Linked DNA regions of Homo sapiens: region 1 is linked to region 2. The links are chromatin contacts, found by Hi-C or POLR2A ChIA-PET in ENCODE. All regions are on one chromosome and are shown on one strand. The core of a region is the stretch at or near the end of the contact, and the rest is flanking DNA. Distances in the headings are between cores, read along the strand shown.

Region 1 (3,395 bases), core at 72-2,571, 180 kb before region 2:
ATCAATTATTTCCTTAAATAGGTTTTCAGAACTTTTTGCATTTTCTTCCTCCTTGAGAATACCAATAATTCGTAAGCTTGGTTGCCTTATGTAGACCCTAATATCTTGATGTCTTTATTCATTCTTTTTTCCTCACTTTTGTCTGATTATGTTATTTCAAAAGACTTGTCTTCAAGTTTTGAGATTCTTTTTTTCTGCTTAGTCTAGTCTATTTTTGAAGCATTTCAAATGTATTTTGTAATTCCTTCAATAATTTTTCAGACCCAGAATTTCTGTTTGTTTTTGAAATCTGTCTCCTGTAAATTCCTCATGTGCATCCTAAATTGATTTTCTGATTTTCTTTATATTAGTTTGCAGATTTCTCTTGCATCTCATTGAGCTTCTTTAAAATCAATACTTTGAATTATTTATCGACATTTCAAGGATTTTTGTTCTGCTTAGGATCTATTGCCAAATAATTATTTTGTTCCTTTGAGGGCGCCATAATACCTTGCTTTTTCATACTTCCTATATGTTGATTTCTGTGTATCTGAAGATGTGACTATGATGCTGATTGGGTAGGGCCATTTGTCTGCATGAAGTGACAAAGACTTTGTATGATTTCCTTGGATATACATAGCCTTAATGCGGTAGCTTTCTTGAATGCTGGTTGTAGTGGCGTACCAGGCAGTGAGCAGACACACAACCTCCTGTGCAGCTGTGATGTCATGGGTGATAGGGGCAGTAGTTGTGAGAAGCTCTTCTCTTTCTCAAGTGCTGTGCTCTTGTGTTAATTGTTGCAGTGGGCTCTTCAGGCTGTCCCAGAAGGTGGATTGGGCCATGGAACCCCCAGGGGCCTGGATCCTGCACCCTATCTTGGAGTGGGGGGCAAAGCTGGAATGGAGCTAAGTTAGCTAGGCCTGCACTCAGACCACCTACCCTGATGGGAGTGGCTACCTACCCTGATTTAGGCCTCTGGTAAAATACCTGGGTTAGGGCTGACCACTGTTATGCTGATGTCTCAGCCTGGGAAGGGAGGGTGGTTCTAGCTTCACAGCCTTGGCTGGCAGACATGGGACCTGCTTCCCTCTTACACCCCAGTCTTGGCAAGGTTCATGCCCCCATCTCAACTATGTTAGCCAGTCTGGCTGTTCACTTAGTCACTACAGTTTGCTTCTCGTCTGCAGTGCAGTCTTGGGCTATAGGAGTCACTGTGCAGCTCAATACTACACCTCTCTGGCACTTCTCCTCCTCTGGTCCATGGGTGGGGTTGGGGGGAGCCCAGTTTCAGCACCAGCAGCTGGAGCCCATACCACACTCATTTCTCAGTTCTGGCTGTGGGAGCCCCTCCCACAGGTTTCAGTTCCCCAAGCCCCAGCCTGAGTCTCTCTACTGCCAAAGACTGCTGCTGCTGTGGCTAGCTCCCAGGCGTGTGAGGTGCAGCTTGCTAAGTAAGAGCTAGGAAAGAGAATAGGGTCCTGCTGTAGGTGTCCAGTCTGAAGGAATGCCTGGGATACTTCCTCAAGCAGTTCCTTCTCACAGTCTCCTGGCTGCTCCGCATGTTAGATCTAGGGCTTAGAAGGGGCAAGGTACTTTCCTGTGGTCTGGATTGCTCGATTCCCTAGTGGGAAAGTGGACCACAGAGAGATATGTACCCTTTTCCATATTGGGGATTCACTCCTGGTTTTTGGCCGGTCCTGGCCATACGGGCTACCTACCTTCCTTCTTCTCAGATTTTGGAGTTTCTTTTTGCTTTTCTGTTGGACTCATTGCTTTTCATGTCAAACATATTATCATGGATAATATGTTCAAAGTATGATTGTCTACACACTATTTTGGTTCTTCTGAGTTTATGAAGTGTGCTAGAAAAGCCTCTAGTCAGCCATCTTGGGCGAAAAAAATCTCAAGATGTATCTTTTTCTTAATGATTTGTAAGAGTTCTTTTTAAAAGTCTTTTTAAATTTATTCTATTTATTTTCTAGAGACAGGGTCTTGCTCTGTTGCTCAGGCTGGAGTGCAGTGGCATGATCATAGCGCACTATACTTTCGAATTCCTGAATTCAAGCAATCCTCCTGCCCTAGCCTCCCAAGTAGCTGGGACTACAGGCAAAAGTTCTTTATACATTAAGGGACTTTGCTTTTTTACAAATATATTTTTGGTCACCCTGTATTTTGGGTTTGTTTATGATGTATTTTGGCACCCAGAAGTTTTTTATTTTTCTGAAAAATATTTTATACCAACCATTCTTTCAAAATTATAAAACCTAGATCAACTTTCATAGCTGCTTTTCTCGGCTAAAATTAAGCTAAAAGGACACTTAATAAAAGGGGCAAGGATAGGGGATCATGGGAGGAGTTAATAAGAAAGCATCATGCAGCCCAAAGTTTAACACTTCCACTTAAAGATGCAGGCCAACAGGGCTTTTTTGCTTAAGGTGTCTCAGCCAGCAGCAAGATGGCCTACTCATTTGCCCTCTCAAAGCCAGCTCATTATAGAATTCCGTAATAATCTTGCCCTGACCTTACTACCAAGGCTGCTGTTTCCAGGTCAAGAATCTCCCTTCTAGTGCTCATCATTAATGAGGTAATACCAGTGAAATGTCCCTCCTTGCCCCTGCCCTTAGGTAAAGCTGACTCCCAGTGTGGCCAATACAGTCTCTATTTGCCTAATATGGATGACATTTTGGAAGCAATTATGTGTATATTAGATAAATCCTGTCTACAGGCTAAATGTGAGTGACAGTCATATATACATAACTAGGAAAACGACTAATCATAAGCAGGAGTTGTACAAGATGTGCTTTTGTTTATGATTAAAAGACTGCTGATTAGAACTAGGGTGTTGGAAACATCTGGTCATTCATTACTCTGCTTAAAAGCCTGTGATGAATCCCTGTCTCATGCAGTATATAGGCCAAACTGCCTACCATGGCACATGAGGTCTTTCACATCCTGCTCCTAACCTATTTTTTCAGTCAGCTAAACACTATGCTAAGCACTTTCATTTCACACATATTTATTGAGTACCTGCTAGTTACCAAACATTGTTCTAGGTTTCGGTGTTCGTTGTCCCTGCCCTCACAGGCTTTCTGGCTAGTTAGGGACACAAAGAATCCCACATAACCAAAACAATCTATAGAGTAGTCAGGGTGGACTTTTTCTGAGAAAAACGCATATATAAACTGAGACCAGAAGAGTGAGAAGGAACTAGTCCTAAGAAGAGATGGGAAATGAGGGGAAGGTGTTCTAGGCAGTGGGTACAGCAATGGCATTGAACTTGTAGTTTGGGTGTTCTAGGAACAACAGAAGGCTGGCACAGCCAGAGCTCAGGGGAAGGGAGAAGACCCCAGTGAGTTGCTGTTAAACCTGTGGGTAGGGGCCAGATCACATAGTACATCGTAGAGTATAGTAAAGGA
Region 2 (3,417 bases), core at 638-3,137:
ACAAGGATGAAGGCTGGGGATGGGTTGTTAGGTTTGGCCGCTAGTTTTGGTCCCTGGCGTCGTTTCTGTTTGGGTAGAACTGTGAAGGGGAAAGGGAAAGTCTGACATGACCCGTGAAAGGGAGGAAACCAGCAGAGGACTGCAGTTTGAAGACATAAGAAAGGCACCAGGCATGGGTTAACCTCAGAAAGGAGTGAGGGCCTGAGGCCACAGTGGCAGGAGTTGAAGGCACAGAGATACTGACAGAGAAGGAAGAAAGCCCAGAGAGCTTGACAGCTGCTGAGCAGGAAGGGTGGGTAGGACAGACGGCTTGAGGAGAGTGACAGTGCCACCAACCATTTCTCTGACAGCATCATTCCAGACCCTCAGCATCCAGGCCACCTTCCTCTGGGTGAATTTTCACACCTTGATGCCCATTTTAGTGGCACTATTCTCTAGCCTTGATCTGCTCAGCCATGAGTACGGTGCAACTTCTTGTGAGCATCCCTCAGTGTATCCTGGCATTATGTTAGTGCTTTAAGCAGAGCTGGTACATGCTCTGCCCCTGGTGGGTCAAATCAAGTCCTGGTCCTGCCCCTTACTAACTGGGTGACACCAGGCAAGTTACTTAACCTGAGTTTCCACACCAGTATAATGGACTGAATCATGCTTACCAGCTGAGGAGGTCACTATGAGGATTAATGGCGTGTAAAATCCTTAGCACAGCACCTGACACATAATGCTTAATAAAGATTACTCAAATACTGATGCTATTATAATACAGTTGATTTTTTTTACCTAAATACAGACTTTACATTTATCCCTATAAAATTTTCTGTTTTGTTTAGTGCCCAGCGTTTCTGTAGCTTGTAAAAACCTTTTGAATCTTGATCATCTTTAGCTAATCAATCATTTCATCTGCTTGTTTGATACATGTGTTTTGTTTTTTCATCTACGATACTGGTGAAAGTGTTGAATGAAAGGGGAGGCGGTAGAGCTCTGTGGCATGCCTCTGGAGACCTTTTTTTTTTTTTTTTCCTAAAGGTTGCTCTTGCTCATTAATTAGAACTCAGGTTATGACTGTGTAGTGACAGGTTCACTACAGTCATTCCACCATCTGTTTCTTTCACTTGTGCAAGAGGAACTCACAAATATCTTCAAAGTTCTGCTGAAACTCAGATGTGCAAGGTCAAAAGAAGTGTCTTGACTAGCAGTCCAGGGCCCCTGTCTAAAATGAGGTCAAAGTTCAGCGTAACGATTTTTTTTTTAATTTGGCTAATTCTAAATAGTTTTTAGACTTCTATATACCATTAACAACTCTGGAAAATTAAATGTATCCATTGTATTATGTATGGGTAGTTCAAAGAGAAAAAAAGGGATGAAAAGACTGAAATACTTAGTCTTTAATTGGTGCAACTGAACCACTGGGAATTTGAATTTTTGTTCAAAAGTTGTTTATGGAGTGCTAGTTATGGGAAGCCTTTGCATTGGATTCCAAGCACAAAGACCAGGCTCTTAAAGTTCAAATGCCAGTGGGGGAGATGGGAGGCAGCCTAGATACCTGGGGGAGGAGCAGAGAGCGCTCAAGGGAAGCATCCAGCTCTGCTAGATGGCAAGTGGCAAGGAGAGTGCCAAGATGAGGAGTGTCTCCAGCTACTCCAGACTGTTCAGAGCTGTTTGCTCTTGGATGGGGAGAGGATGGGTGGGGCTAGGGTGGAAGGAACAGAAGTACACAGCAGAAAGCCAAAGAAGGCCTGCCATGTTCCAGAAAGTGCTAGTGGTTTTGGGTGGCCACAGGCAGAGGGTGGATTGAAAAGAGGGTGAGGCCTGAGCAGGAAATTGGCCAGAATGCTGGTTGCCCAGGCCTGGCTCTTCCTCAAAACCCATGTGGGGGTTGATTTTCAAAGCTTTTCTCTTGCCGGGCCCCACCCACAGGAATTCCAATCAAGTACGGATGAGAGAGTCTGTCTGCCCAAAGAAACCTCGTGCTCAGCCTGGCTGAGGAAGCCTCCGGGGGCTGCTGCACCAGTCAAGAGAGGATTGGTGGGGGTAGGGTTGGGGGCTGACTTATGGCCATGGCAAGGGGGCTGGTAGGCAGGGGCGGACAGGAGAGGGCTTTTAAAAGGCAGTCTTTTCTAGCACCTGGTGACTGTTGGGCTGTTGGGGTGGAGACACAGAGGGGTGCCCAGCACTGTCCCAGGCTTCTGACATGAGGGGCAAGAGAGCTAGGAAGGAGGAGCGTCGGCATCACTGGAGTTTGGAATTTATGAGTCTATGAGGACATTTAGGGGCTGACATCTTGGAGGCAATTGGAAATGTGGTGTAGAGCTCCAGTGCACGATCTGGGTGGGAGGTCTCAGATGCACAGGTGCCAGGCAGTTGCAGAAGCTGTGGAATTGGGTGGAACTCTCCAGAAACAGCCTATCATGAGAAGAGGCTGGGAAGGACCTTGGGAGACACGGACATGGGGGGCAGTGGGAGGGGCAGGGGAGCCAGGGGAGGGGCCCATGAGGAGCGAATGAAGAGGAGGAGGAAGAGAGGGGCATGGTGTGACAATCTGGCCTGGCTGACCTGGAGTGTGGACACTCCCAGTCCAGAAAGCGGTTCTAGGAGGGAAACACATGTCGTCCCATCTTGTCCCATCTTCCATATAAGTCTTCAAGTCATTTCTGTGGCTCATGCCAGAAGATCCCTCAGAAAAGCAGGCGGCGTGAGAAGATGCTGTTCTCATCTCACCTGTGTGCCTTGGGGGGGTGGCTGGCATGGTCTTGAGCTCATAAGGTTCAGTGGTCCCGAGCCTCTGCCTCAGCTTGGCGCCTTGGCATGGGGAGGGCACTCAGGGAAGTTGGGAGGTGGCCCTCTCTTTCCTGGCTCCGCTGAAGGGCTTGGCGAGCTGTTCCATCCCAGTCCACAGACTCCTGCCTCATGGGAAGGCCCCATATTCTGGAGGTCAGTTGACAGCTGGTTACATTGTTTGCATGAACTGCGGACTGCATCTGTTTGGATGAATGCTGTAAAGTTAACTCTTCCTCCAGTTTGAAGCATTGCTTTGTGGGTAGAGGAATGTGAGGGAGGAGGGGACAGGAATGAATGGGTGGAACTTACCCGGAGCTGAGTAAACTCACCGTTGTTTACTTACCAGGCTGGGTTTCAGCTGCAGGGCACTCAATGCCAGCAGAAGCACCAGGATCGCAGGGTGTGGGCGGCCTGGGGTACTGGGCTGAGGAGTCACTGGTCTTCAGAAGAGAAGCCGTCAGTGGTTACGTATGTCCTAATACTGCCTGCCATTTAATACCACTTTTAGCTGAAACCAATCCTAAATTATAGTTAGGAGAGCACATGGACTCTCAAGTAGATGGTTGCAGTTCAGAGTTCAGGATTACTTTCAGGGCCAGATTCGCTTAACTAATACGGAGTTCAAACTAGGAGTCACAGGCC

What was found. A loop is a pair of places that touch in the nucleus more often than their neighbours do. ChIA-PET counts read pairs that join two places held with the same protein, here RNA polymerase II (POLR2A). Pooled maps may share reads with other maps.
Region 1: a map with no recorded cell type shows a loop between it and region 2 (8-fold over the local background). The contact joins two enhancer-like sites. A Hi-C loop is called at or near these places in 4 of 37 single-sample maps with no recorded cell type and 4 of 50 pooled maps. POLR2A ChIA-PET finds 5 or more read pairs at or near these places in 1 of 52 experiments (A673).

Annotation. Positions count from the first base shown.
Region 1 is chr15:52,464,222-52,467,616 of GRCh38, reverse strand. All of the region lies in intron 1 of MYO5A (myosin VA), which reads left to right. Among named protein-coding and RNA genes, the nearest start is that of MYO5A, 63 kb to the left of the region's middle. RefSeq lists enhancers at 1,165-1,454, 1,099-1,854. Within about 2 kb of position 1,321, at least 10 of the 41 ENCODE cell types and tissues checked have a DNase peak (open chromatin) inside an H3K27ac peak, as active enhancers do.
Region 2 is chr15:52,288,226-52,291,642 of GRCh38, reverse strand. All of the region lies in intron 1 of MYO5C (myosin VC), which reads left to right. Among named protein-coding and RNA genes, the nearest start is that of MYO5C, 5.9 kb to the left of the region's middle. Within about 2 kb of position 1,887, at least 16 of the 41 ENCODE cell types and tissues checked have a DNase peak (open chromatin) inside an H3K27ac peak, as active enhancers do.